2 separate regions of the Homo sapiens genome follow, and region 2 is linked to region 1. Evidence: read pairs that join two places in POLR2A ChIA-PET (ENCODE). Cell type or tissue: GM12878. All regions are shown on one strand. Each heading gives the region's core, and the rest is flanking DNA. Links, peaks and the distances in the headings are about the cores only.

What was found. ChIA-PET counts read pairs that join two places held together with the same protein. Peaks named below come from ENCODE experiments on the same cell type or tissue, not always from the same donor. Only the 100,000 strongest peaks of a DNase experiment are listed, where the experiment ranks them.
Region 2: POLR2A ChIA-PET joins it to region 1 with 6 read pairs; 4 of 35 experiments call an interaction of 5 or more read pairs at or near these places.

Annotation. Positions count from the first base shown.
Region 1 is chr20:34,058,216-34,066,491 of GRCh38, reverse strand. All of the region lies in intron 2 of RALY (RALY heterogeneous nuclear ribonucleoprotein), which reads right to left. Among named protein-coding and RNA genes, the nearest start is that of MIR4755, 13 kb to the right of the region's middle. In GM12878, for the core only: no CTCF peak of the experiment used is centred there; a DNase peak (open chromatin) is centred at 4,571; H3K27ac peaks cover 1,659 bases.
Region 2 is chr20:33,842,079-33,847,078 of GRCh38, reverse strand. All of the region lies in intron 1 of CHMP4B (charged multivesicular body protein 4B), which reads right to left. Among named protein-coding and RNA genes, the nearest start is that of CHMP4B, 33 kb to the right of the region's middle. RefSeq lists an enhancer at 2,997-3,296. In GM12878, for the core only: no CTCF peak of the experiment used is centred there; no DNase peak of the experiment used is centred there; H3K27ac peaks cover 1,329 bases.

The DNA.
Region 1 (8,276 bases), core at 1,661-6,660:
GAAACTGTAAGAGGGCTCTCACCAGACATCTGTTGCCCAGGCTGGAGTACAATGGCACGATCTTGGCTCACTGCAACCTCCGCTTCCCGGGTTCAAGCAATTCTTCTGCCTCAGCCTCCTGAGTAGCTGGTACTACAGGTGCCCGCCACCACAGCCAGCTAATTTTTGTATTTTTAGTAGAGACGGGGTTTCACCATGCTAGTCAGGCTGGTCTCGAACTCCTGATCCACCCTCCTTTGCTTCCCAAACTGCTGGGATTACAGGCATAAGCCACTGCACCCATCCCGCCCCATTTTATAAATGAAAAAAAAAAAAAAAAAAAGAGGATCAGCAAAGATAAGTGACTTACTTAAGGTCAACCAGCTGGTGAGGGGAGTGTAGCTAGGGGTCCTGAATCAAGGCTTCTTACTCGACACTCTCCATTCCACTGTCTCAATGGCTGTCTTAACACTCTAAAACTCTGCCATGTCACCCCTCATGTGCTCCAAATCCTATCAGATCAAGTCTAGTCTCAGGCACTCAGAGAACTCTGTAAATCCTCCCCAGCACTAAATCTCTTCCTCCTGAAATACTCATTTCAAGGGAGGAGCTGCTGCTTTAGGTCTTGATGCCCCCAATGCTATTTATAGTCTCTGTCTTGGTTCAGTCCTGCTGGACCCCTCTGGCCTTATTCTCCTGCATGGGGATGAGGGTCACAGCAGCCTGTGGCCAGCTCTCTGCCCTTAGATAACCCTGGGGACATCCGGGTGGTTCAGAAGGAAAACAGCTACTAGTGATGGGAAGACTATTTCTGGAGAAAGTCAAGCAATTAGACTCATCAGTGTCCAGGGCCTCCTTGGTCCAGAGGCTCCTGCTTTTACCAGGCGGCCAGGGATGACAGAACATCTATTAATCTCATTAAACTGGCCAAGCCCTGGTTCATTAGCAGTGCCCAAATGATTGTTACTGGCCAGACAGGACTAATTTCCCAAGGAATGCTCTTTAGTTCCTGACCATTCCCACTCTCATGAGTCAGCTCCCTGCATGTCAAACAGCAAAAGCTCCTGGATGGGTGAAGTGTAAGCAGTGCAGGCTACAGGTCCAGAAGGCTTGGCCTTGGCTCTGCTGTTCTTAGTCATGTGACCTGCAACAAGTCATTTAACTTCCCTAGGCCTTCTTGTCTTTAATCCGAAAACAGAAATAATCTCTTCCCTGATTACCTTTCAGGTCTGATACAAGAATCAAATAGGCTAATTGATGTGAAAGCGCTCTGTTGCATCTGTAATGTACTATCAAAGAATATGGATTATGCCAATTTCTATTATTACCCACTTCCTATCTCCTTCACTCACTTAACAAACATTTCTTGAGTGTCCTCCTCTGTGCTGGCACTGTGGAGATGCTGGGAAACACCGTGCTCACCAGTCTTCTGCTCTACTTGCTTTTCAAGAAGCCCCCTCTCTGGGAACCTGTTTTTTAAAAACGATTTCTTAGTAACAAAGGACAAATGCACATGAAATAGCAAAAATAGCTCAGGCCCTAGAGTCCGACAGGACTGAGTTCCAATCCGAGACCTATCACTTGAAACTGTAACTGTGGCCATATCCTTTCACTTGCTGGGCCTCAGAGTCCTCAACTGCAAAACGGAAATTATACCAACCTCCCAGAATTAGGATAAGAACTGGAGATAATATGAGTAAAGTGCTAGTATAATGGGTGGGACTAGCAGGTATTAAGAAACTGGATAACCCAAATGCTCTATGAAAACAGATGAACCTAGCCTGGCACTCTAGCTCCTCCACATCCCAGCCCTAAGATGGTATGTTCTTTACTATGTCATCTCCCTGTGCATCACACTTTGCCTGAGAGTAAGGGAGTTGGGGGTAGGGAGTAGGGAGCCTATGCATGCTCTCCCTTGTCCTAGTATCTGCAACCAAACCTAGAAACTTCACAAAGGTGTCCCTGCCCCATTCCTGTCAAACCACTACTGAATGGGGCTGGGAGAGGACGGAACCACCAGCCAAGAGGGGTTCCAGCTTTGCTGAGTCATTCTCACCCCTCAACTGTACTGCGCGGTCCTATACTACTGACATTGGTATCCATATCTAATGGGCCCTGAGAGGATACCCCAAAGCAGAAACAGAAGGCAGGCCTCAGTTATCTCCCCATAGCATGCTCTGGGTATATAATCCCACCCTCCCTGCATCTTGAACACTAACTCTACTCTTGTCTGTGGCCTTAGGCTGAGGCTTACCATCTGCGACAAGCTCCCCTTCATAGTTCCAGGAAGGGGACAAGTTAAGGAGGGATGGGTAGGTAACTTATGCCTATAATCCCCGATACTGAGTTAGAATTGAAGACCTACAAATGATTGTCAACCTCTTTATTTTTTGCCAAATAAGTCATCCAAACACAGACTTATCCATCTGATTGTAATTATAAATATCCAAACACGGAGCTAATTATGGGCCAGGTATTATCAAATAACTAACTAACCAATCATTTATTTATTTATTTATCCAGCGGTTGGTCTGGGACCTCAAGCAAATCCCAATCCAGCAGGCGACATCTACCATGGCCACAAGGCACACGTGCCCTGAGATGGTCTACTCCCCAAGCAAAGTAGTCTGAGAGATCAGAGAAGGGGTAGGAGCAGCACGGAAGGCTCTACCAAAAGGGAGAGTGTTTAAGAGGAATTCCCATTGGGTAGTGACACCAGAAGAGGCCTGGCAGGAGGGAGGAACAATATACAAAATGTATCCCTTTCTCCTCTTTGATCCCCTTATTCTCCTCTTCCTCCTGTACATAGAGCTGGAAATAGAAGTTTGAAATACAAGAATGTCTTCACTGCTGTCTCCTGCTTCCCTGGATAGATGCATACTTATTCTTGCCTTGAGGGAGAACAAAAAGGGAACATACAATTTAATATGTAGAACTTTATACCAGGCACTGAGTTGAAAGCTTTACAGGCATAATCTCTTGTAATCCTGATCACAATCTAATGAGATATGTAGTATCATCTGCACTCTACAGATACAACTGAGACTCAGAAACAGCTTAATTTGTCTACAGTCACATTAAGTTGCATGCTTTGGACCGAAAGACCCAAGGGCTTGTCTGATTCTAAAGCCTGTGTTATTCCCATTCCACTAGATTGCTCCCACTGAGCCCCCATCCACAGGAAGAATGGTCTTGGCTTTGCTGACATGCCATATGACCTAGGTTTTAAACCATGTGACCACAAAAGGTACTCCAGGCCCAAACATGTGATCATGATAACCATCATCAATACTTGTGGAGTACTTACATCCCAGGAACTGCACTAAGCCTTCTGCTATGAGATAGTGATGATACATGTTGTGACCATTTCACATACGATGAAACCAAAGCTTGGTGTCTGGTCTTGCTCAAGCCAGGAAATGACAGAGGTAGGATGAATATGTGCGAGACCAGAGCTGGTCTCATAATCTTGGCCCAGAATGGCTTCAAAACTGGGCATGCCCTGTATCTGCCTGGAGGTCAGTTTCTTCCTCTACCTCCTAACACTGATCCTTTGAGCATAAACTCACAGGGCCTAGCTGAAGGCATACTCTCAAGTCCAAGAGCCAATCAGCACTTGCTGTGAGCTTTGGGGATGGCCCCCGCCCCATTCCTATGCCTTAAGAGTTGGCTCCTCACACTGATAATGTGGCAAGATTAGTCACTGCTTGCTGTTGGTTGATTATAGCTATTCTGTTCTGTAAATGAAGTTTAAAAGTCATCAAAGGGTTTGTCAGCTGTGACTTATGAGCCTCTTTCCCACAGGGAAGTCAGGCAGTGACAAATGCCCCTCTTGTTTTGCCATCCATTACAAGTTGGAAGGTGCCATGTTCCAATTACTGGAAACCCCGATGGAGCTCAAGGAAAACCCTGCTCCAGGCTATGGCCATTACTCAGGCCTGGCAGGGCTGCCATAGGCCCAGGCCCAACTGGGTAGGAATGGAATAAGAGTGTTCTTCTGATTTTGTGAGCAGGCCCCTTCTACCCCTTAATTTGTGTTATCCCTGGTGGTTTATCCTAGTCACATTTCACAGACAAATAAAAACATAGGTATCATGTGGGCTGTCTGAAAGTATGCAGGATCAAGACTGCTTATGACAGGCAGACATAAGGAAATAAGGTCATGCTGTCCTATGAACTAGGTAGAAAATATGATGTTGAGGAAGGGTGGGGAAGGCAGAGAATAAAGTATGTAGGATGTTCAGAGAAAGTAGAGAGTAAAAGGAGCCTTACAGATCCTCTAGAGTAACCAATGGCCTCAGTACTGAATACTCATTATATGCCAGGCCTATCTAGCTAGGTGCTGTGGAACCAGAGATGAATAAAGTCCCTGGTTCCTAGGATATGCCAGGCCTATCTAGCTAGGTGCTGTGGAACCAGAGATGAATAAAGTCCCTGGTTCCTAGGATATGCTGCATGATCTAGGGAATAAAAACCTAGGTCATGTGGCATATCCTTGAGGGTAAATAAGAAAAATTAAGTCTCAGAGAAAGGGACTTGCCCAAGGTAACAAAGTAAGTTAGGGTCAGTGATAGAAAAAGAAAGCAGATCTTTACCATTAGTGATACAGAGAAAGTACAGTGACAAGGGAGCCCTCATGTGGAACAGGCTCCTTACACAGAACATGCCACATAACTCCCATTCAAATTCTACCTACTTGCTTACTTACCACACCTTTGACCTCTGGCAAGTCCTATAACCTATCCAAAGTTTCAGAAAACTTACTACAGAATTGTGGAGAAGATTAAATAATACACATACAGTGCATAGCAGTAGGCCAATCTTAAGTACTCAAAATATTATTTACCATCAAATAATCCCCAAAACAGTACTCTGAGGCAGGTATTATTAATCTCATAATCAAAAGACTTAGGTTATTTTTCACACTGTCACACTAACTAAATAAGTCAGTACTTCTCAAAACTATTTGTGGTGAAGAACCAGTTTTTTTCTTTTGTTTTGCTTTTTAAACTTCACTTTGAGTAACACAGCTCTAAGCCACTCTTGCCCAACTGTGAACTTCTATGAAACCAAAGCAAAGAAAACATGAAGTTTACTTCATTTCTTTCCAAGTCCTTCAGCCTGATTGTTTTTAGACATTGGTGTCAGACTAATTTACAAAAAACTATCCAATTTTTTTCCTTTTCTTGTCTCTCTCTTAAGAGAGAAGGGGATAGGGAGACTAAGGACTTGCCACCAAACACTTCTAATGGTGCTTTATCTTGGTCTCTGCTCTACGTCATGCTACATCCTGCAAGGGAAGACAATCTAGGCTTAATGGGGGGCTGGAACCACTTTCCTGAAGCCTGGGGGTATATTCCTGAAGAGTCTGGTATTCCAGACCCTCTCTCCATACTTTGACAAACACCAGGAAACCAGCCAGGAAGGTCAAAGGGAGAAGAAAAGGTTTTCTCATTTTCTGTCTTTTATCATGGCTGTTTACAAACCAGTCTTCTCTCTCCATCTAGGGAGCTGAGAGGAATGGACACCAGATTCATTCCTGAATGCTACTGTACTTACCTAAGACTATGACTGGGCAAATTGAGTAGCTCTTAACCAGTGCTCAAAGGCACAATTAGTGCACCTTCAATCTTCCATGTGCGTCGTCAAATTTTCATCAGTGTACAAAACTGCTTTTTGCTTTGAGCTTATGTAGTGTTTTCTTTCAGCATAACTCAGAGCTGAGTGGGTCATATGACACAGTATACAGAGAGGTAAAGCTTGCTGTGTGTAGGAGTTAAATACATGGCTTGACATCAAGCAGGAGCCAAAGCCTGAATCCTTACTCCTGTGTGACAGGACATGGAATGTCGTCAGGAGATACCTGAAACCAAATGCCTTCACTCTGTTACTGAACTGGCTGACATGACCTTTTGGGAAGTGTCTATCTTACCTGTAAGATGGAAATAGCAATACATATCTCTAGGGTTGTTAGAGGATAAAATAATTCATGTAAGCATTCAGAATAGTGTCCAGCACATCAGAAAGCATGCGAATATATTAGCTCCTGCTGCTACAGGTTAAGTATTCCTTATCCAAATGCTTGGGACAAGAAGCATTTCAGATTATAGATTTTGGAATATCTGCAGATACTTAACTGGCTGAGCATCCCTAATCTGAAATGCTCCAATGAGCGTTTCCTTTGAATGTGATGTTGGCACTCAGAAAGTTTCCAATTTTGGAGAATTTTGGATTTTCAACTTACGGATGCTCAACCTCAATTATTATTGTTGTTGTTGGAACCTGCAATAACTTTTCCATGTGAGTATAAAAGAGAAGGTGGTCAGTTCTAATGGAATATTAACCTAGAGCTGAACTGTGATCAAGGAAAAAAATACTATCACGGTGGATGCGATAAAGTCTCTTCAAGTGTCTCACCAAAACTCTAGTATTTGGAAATGTGCCTTGAACATAAAAGGAAAGACAAGAGTAGGTACTTATTAAGTGCTGAATGAATAAATAAATGAGCATATGGAACAATGCAGCTGCCAGAGCTCATAAGGAATACAACTTGAGAAATTAGGTGGAAGAGGACGCTAAGCAAAGGTTCCCACCAAGGCCTCCTTGTGCTTTGAGGACCCTCTAGAGCAGATTGGGCTCCCCTGCTGGGCAACAGGGCCCCAAGGGCTGATATTTCAAGAAGCCCTCAGTTGCTCACTATTTGGTATCTCTGATGGAACTCCTACATTCTGTGGCTGAGTAAGGGTGCAGAAGGCTGTGCCGTGGTAGTGCATCCTGTTCTCATCTCCCAACCTGTATGACAGGGAGGCTTAACTCCTACCACAACAGGCATAGCTCTAAGTTAAAATAGTAATGGGGGCTTATTAGCTTTGGATTTCTCCTTGCCTGTAGAGCGCTGGGGCCTGAATCCCGTGTCTACTAGCTGTATGACCTGGAAAGGCACTTGACTTTTCTGAGGTTCACAGTTCCCCACCTGTAAAATGGGGATAAAAATCCCTGTAACACAGGTTGTTGTGAGGGTCAAAGGAGATAACATGCTCTGTTACCTGACATGTGCCACGTAAGCATAGACAGGAATACTCCCAGGATGGACAGCTGCTGCAGGTCTTCCTAGACAGAGGCACCCAAGCAGGAAGCCAGCAGGCTGGAAGCAAGGGCTGGATGGTGCACAATTCAGCACTCCAGCCAAGTACTGTGTCCCTCAGGTATCAGGGCAGTTGATTAAAATCCTTTCATGCAGAATCAGTATTTTCCTCATTACAACAATCCTTCTCCTTGAACACACTGAGTGGCACCCCTCACAGCCCCAAAGGCTTGACCCTATAAGACAGCATATGCATCAACATATATCTTAAATTTCCCACATTCAGACAGGGGAAGGAAGGAACGGGTGACCTCTCTCCAGGGTGCTGATCCAAACATAACTTAGGGCTCTAAGCATCATCTCCCACAGTGTCACATGTTTGGTCTACAGGGGACCACTGAGAATGATGCCACAGTTGTAGCCACTCTGCCTTTGTCTCCCTGGTAACAACATTAACTCCACAAACATTACTAAGCATCTGCTTCCTGTGTGATCAATCAAGTGTGCCCCTGCCACCTCCTGTTTAAAATCCTTCAAGGGCTTCCCACCATAAAGAATCAAGTTCAAATCCTTTAATGTGGCTTACAAGACTCTTCATGAGTTAAGGCTACCAAATCTATACACAACAATCCTCTGAGTGGTTATATGTCATTCACTTTATAAATGAGTAAACCCTAGTGGGTTTAAATCCAGGATCAGCACTTACTAGTTGTGTGACCTTGGACATCTCATTAAACTCATTGAGCCAATGTTCTCTATTAGGCAAACCCTAGTGCAGAGAGTAAACCCTAGCGCAGAGAACATGCCTAAGGTCAGAGAGTGAACATGTCAATGTGAAATGGGTTCTTCCGAAGGGATGAGTATCATACTCCAAAGGATAGACTCAAGTTCAAAATCACCTTTTCTTGGATTAGTCATTGAGAAGTATGGGGATAGGGCATTGTATGGTTCAGGTGAACCGTTCCTTTCAGAGAGCAGCTTAGACACTGTCCCTTGTTTGAAGCTGCCACCCTGACCCCTCTCTCACTCCCACAGCAGCAGCATCATTAATAAACTTGGTGTAATGAACAAAATGTTCATTAGCATGTAATACGGTATACATATGCACGCTTATGTCCAAGATGCCCTGCTACCATAAGCTAAGCATCAAACGAAAGCCAACCAATGAACCCCTGCAACTTCACAAAAAACAGCCCTCAAAACGACAGGTATA
Region 2 (5,000 bases), core at 1-5,000, 220 kb after region 1:
GCTATATAAGCTTCAAGCATCTGACTCTTCTTCAAGTCTCATATTTTGTGGGATTTCCACATGTACATATGTAACTAAATATGGTTTTTCTCTTGTTAATCTGTCTTATATCAATTCAGTTTGTAGCCCAGCCAAAGAAACTAGAAGGGAAGCTATTTTTTGCTCCCCTGCAATGGGCATCAAAAGCTAGGAAGGAGGCTTAGCACAGACTCTGTCAGAAGAAATGGCTGAGCTGGACTGGGCTGGGTCAGGAGCACTAGCCTCACACACACATGCACTCAGCATGCACACTCCCCCATGTCCTGGAGTTCTGGACCACAGCCATCTCCTGCAGACTGGAGGTCAAAACCCCCTCCCCCATGAGGCTGTGGTTTCTCCATATGTCACATGAATAGGTCCCATGCTCCTTCTACTCACACCCGTTGGCCTGGGATTCCGTCCTAAGGACCATTTGCCAAGGGAAAACGGCTTGGCCTGCGTATAGCACACAGCTCCTCCAAAAGCAGCAGAAAACTTCTCCCAGCCAGTCTTTCCAACAAATGCTGACCAAAATACATACATACACACATAAAGAGAACTCGTAAAACATCTGAACAACAATGAGATGTGCCTCATTAAAATCTGAAAAGCCACTGAATCCGTAATCTCCCTTGATTCTGATGTTGGCTGGAATGGCCCAAGACTTCAAGAAACCCATCATGCAGTCACACCAGGGGATCCTCAAGACCTTCACTCTCATCTTCTGTTAGCACTAAGTCATGCTCACTTCATAAGGGCCTCAAAATAGCAACCCTTTAAGGTTAGATGATAAGGTTAGTTGATGAGGAAACTGAGGTTCAGAGATGTCCTGTGACTCAGCCCAGGTAACTGGCAGAGAGGGGACTTAAACCAGGTATGGAACCCCAAAGTCCCTGCCCTGCCATTATGTTATGCCCCCCACTTAATGAAAAAGGTAGGATACTGCCCTGGAGGGATCGTCCAGTCATGCAGGAAGTGACATGGGGACTGTGGGAACACAGAAGAGGGAATGCAAATCCAACGATTCCTTTGCTGAAAAATCCTCAGTAGCTCCCTTTGCCATATGGTTTAATATGGCCTGCCCGGTCCTGCAGAGGCAAGACGTTAGAATTCTCTCCATAAGCCCAAGTCCTGGGAGCCCTAGCACAAGGTCTACAGAACCGCCTTTGCCATCAGTAATGTCAGAGGGAAGAGGTCCTGGGAGAGTCCTGTAAGTGCCCCAGGGCGTGGGGCTGCAGGCCTGCTTCCTGTGACTTCCTTGGTGCTGTGTTCCTTTTCCACAAAAGCCATACCCTAGACATACTCTAATCACCAAGTGATTGTGAATCCTTCCGAGATCAAGTGCCAATGTCCCACAGGTGCCCCTTTCTCAACTCCCCTCCAGCCAGCTCCATCACCCACAGTCCAGCCCATCATTAAGATTCACCAAGGCCTTCCATACCAGGCACGCTGGCTCACGCCTGTAATCCCACCACTTTGGGAGGCCGAGGTGGGTGGATCACCTGAGGCCAGGAGTTCAAGACCAGCCTGGCCACCATGGTGAAACCCCATCTCTACTAAAAATACAAAAATTAGCCGGACATGGTGGCGCGCACCTGTAGTCCCAGCTACTCGGGAGGCAGAGGCAGGAGAATTGCTTGAACCCAGGAGGCAGAGGCTGCAGTGAGCTGAGACCGTGCCACTGAACTCCAGCCTGGGCAACAGAGCAAGACTCCATCTCGGGGGCAAGAAAAAAAAAAGATTCACCAAGGCCTTCCAAGAGCCTGCTGAGTGATGGTGAACAAGCAACGGCAGTCCCTTCCGCCTCCTATTTCATTTAATCATCCAGAGATCCCAAATGAACAAGGAGACTGGGGATCAGAAAGGTGATGCAGCTCACCCAAGTCATCCTTCTGCCAAGTGAGGAGGGGAGTAGTCTGTGTAACTCCCAGCTCTATGCTCTTCCTCACAGTCTCAGAACGACAGCAAGTGACTCTGAGACCGTTCATAAGAGCAAACACTCGGCCGGGCGCGGTGGCTCACACCTGTAGTCCCAGCACTTTGGGGGGCCAAGGCGGGTGGATTACAAAGTCAGGAGATCAAGACCATCCTGGCTAACACGGTGAAACCCCATCTCTACTAAAAATACAAAAAAATTAGCCGGGTGTGGTGGCAGGCGCCTGTGGTCCGAGCCACTTGGGAGGCTGAGGCAGGAGAATGGCGTGAGCCCAGGAGGCGGAGCTTGTAGAGAACCGAGATCACGACACTGCACTCCAGCCTGGGCGACAGAGCAAGACTCCATCTCAAAAAAAAAAAAAAAGAGCAAACACTCTTTGACAGAGCTGCCTTGCTTTTCAGCATCCCGAGTGTAGCAGGAGCTTGGTAAAATGCTTATGAAACTGATTTTATACAGTCAGCTACATTCTTATATTTAAAACCAAAGTTATTTCCCTATTAACATCATAGATTTAGAACTGCTTTTTCTCCAATATATTTTCCACTGGCAGTGACTCCTTGTATGCCAACCCTAACTTCCTCTGACCTCCACCTCCCACTTCTAAAATCCCCCAAATAAATGATCTGGAAGCAAATACGCAAATATACCAGGGAGGAAACCAAGAGCCCATCCCCACCCCGAATGAAATAATGCTGATATTATTCATCTTTGCAGATCAGCAATCCAGCACAATGACTGATACACAGTAAGTGCTTAGTATCTACTAAATTGAACCTGCAATTTCATTTGTCTTACAAGGTTTTCATGTATTCTATCCAGGGTTCTTCATGGGGGATCCACCCATATTTTATCTCCCGTGCACCTCTGACCCACAGAATTGACGTCTTACTGAAACACAGGCTAGAACAATCATTTGGCAGCATCTTTCCACTGCATTCCTCCTGGCCCATAAAACAGGGACTTCCCGCAAGCACCTGGCTGTAAGGTGTGCTCTCTCATACTGGGGATAGGACCTGAGCAAACAGTATGAGGGACAGTCCCGGGGTATCCCCCCAGGACTCCCCTTCCTGCCTGCAGGGTTCACACAGCCTCTTCCCCTCTTCGCAGTGAACTCTCCAGGATGTTGATTTTTCTTATCTAGATCCATCTGCTGTCTGTGTTTCTCAACTAGTTTAGAACTCCAAAGAGAAAGGCTACATGATTAATTTTCCCCCACAGAAACACCTAAACATGCTTCATGAGTAAAGTTACCTTGAAAATAGACATGGGGTCAGCATCTGGGCTGCAGAAACAGATGTAGACAAATATTCACAGCACTTGAACCACCTCCTATATCTTACAAATGCATGGCTCCGGTGGTGAGGTGTAACAGGGCAAACTAAAGGCTCAGAGGTATTAGAGTGCTTCCACAAGTAAAACGCCATTCTTCTTGAATACTATTACACTTAGTAAAACTTCCTCCATGCCAACCTTATTTCTGACCACAGAAATTTGCTTCTATCTGTAACCAACCCAATGTTTTCATAAATATTAAATATATACTGGTTCTTAATGTTTTGCCTTAACTTTTCCAGATTCCTGATGGTTAGATTAAAAAACAAGTACCGAGTTAAAGAGAAGCTGTTCAGCTAAATCAAATATTCAAAAAAGAGGTGTCTAAAGAAACCCATCTTCTGCCAGAGAACCCCCAGCACCATTTATAAACACAATGGCTTTAACAATTGAAATCTAAGCCAGGCCAATAGAAGTTTAAGAGGTTGCTTTTAGATGGGAAAAAACAGTCCTTGGAATCTCCATATTTAATTATGCCTTTGCCAGTTCCAAGAGAGTAATTACAGCAGCAATTACAGAATCTAATAACCAGCTTTATTGGCTGTGAAAGCTGAAGCAAAAACAACTCCAACCATGTTGAAATAAACATTGGTCTCCAGACAGTTGCTTCATTAGCCCCTCCAAACAGCTATTTAGAGGAAGGATACAGAACAGATACCCTAAGAAGCAGAGACCAGTCAAAAAGACGTTCACCCAGGATGGAAACCCTTTCTGTGAGGCAACAGCTAGTGATTACAGAAACCATTTTTAGAGAACACATCAGTTCGATACAACTAGACAGGACGTTCCTTTCTCCTAGTCAAACACGACTTCTCTGAAAAGCTGCTGAGGACGGCAAGTCTGCCTGTCCCAGATCTGGGGGCGTTCAGTATAGGGGCAAATAGCCCAGGGCACCTCAATAGATGCCAAGAAGTCATAACTATACACTCATTACTAGTATAGAGAAATTCAGGCATGGAGGGAAGGAGGGCCCAATAATATGCTCTCACTAAACGAATGGCAGTGTCTACAGTCCTTCTGAAGACCCCAGAGTCTACATTTGAAGTCATCTAACAGAAGGTACAGGGCTGGGAGGGAAGAGGGCTGCTGCTTTCCCACTCTCAGCGTGAACAACAAAGCAAATGAACACACTCCTGAGGTCCTGAGGACACTTACACACAAATGCAACACCAGGACTCCAGCCTAAGTGAGCATTCTGAAGAACCCTCAGCAGCCTGGTCCCAGTAGGGCTACTGGCAGGCAGGGAGCCGAGCAAGGCTGAGGGGGCCCCACTTTGCCTGCCTCCAGCAATCACTCAGATAGCTCCTCCTGGCTCATTCTGCCAGTGAATAAACTCAGATATTCAGGGTGCCCTTAGCCAGGAGAACTATGCCTGGCCCTGAAGCCACTGGTTGCTCTGCTGGACGGAGGAAGTGATGGGGGTGTCATCTGTGATCTGTCATCTGCCCTGTGTGTATGGGCAAGAAAAGACCCAAAATCAAGTCTACGGCCATACCACCCTGAACATGCCCAATCTTGTCTGATCTCGGGTGACCCAAAGTCAAAACAACACAGTTAACCACCAGTGTCAAAGAAACCCATTCTCCTGTAAAGATGGTTATCAGTGACCATCCTTGTACCACATGGCATTAGAGATCCCACCAAACTTTGACTAAGTAAGAGTTACGATCATGGCATCAAGAATAGAGGGGGCTTGAGGAGCTCTTGGAGATAA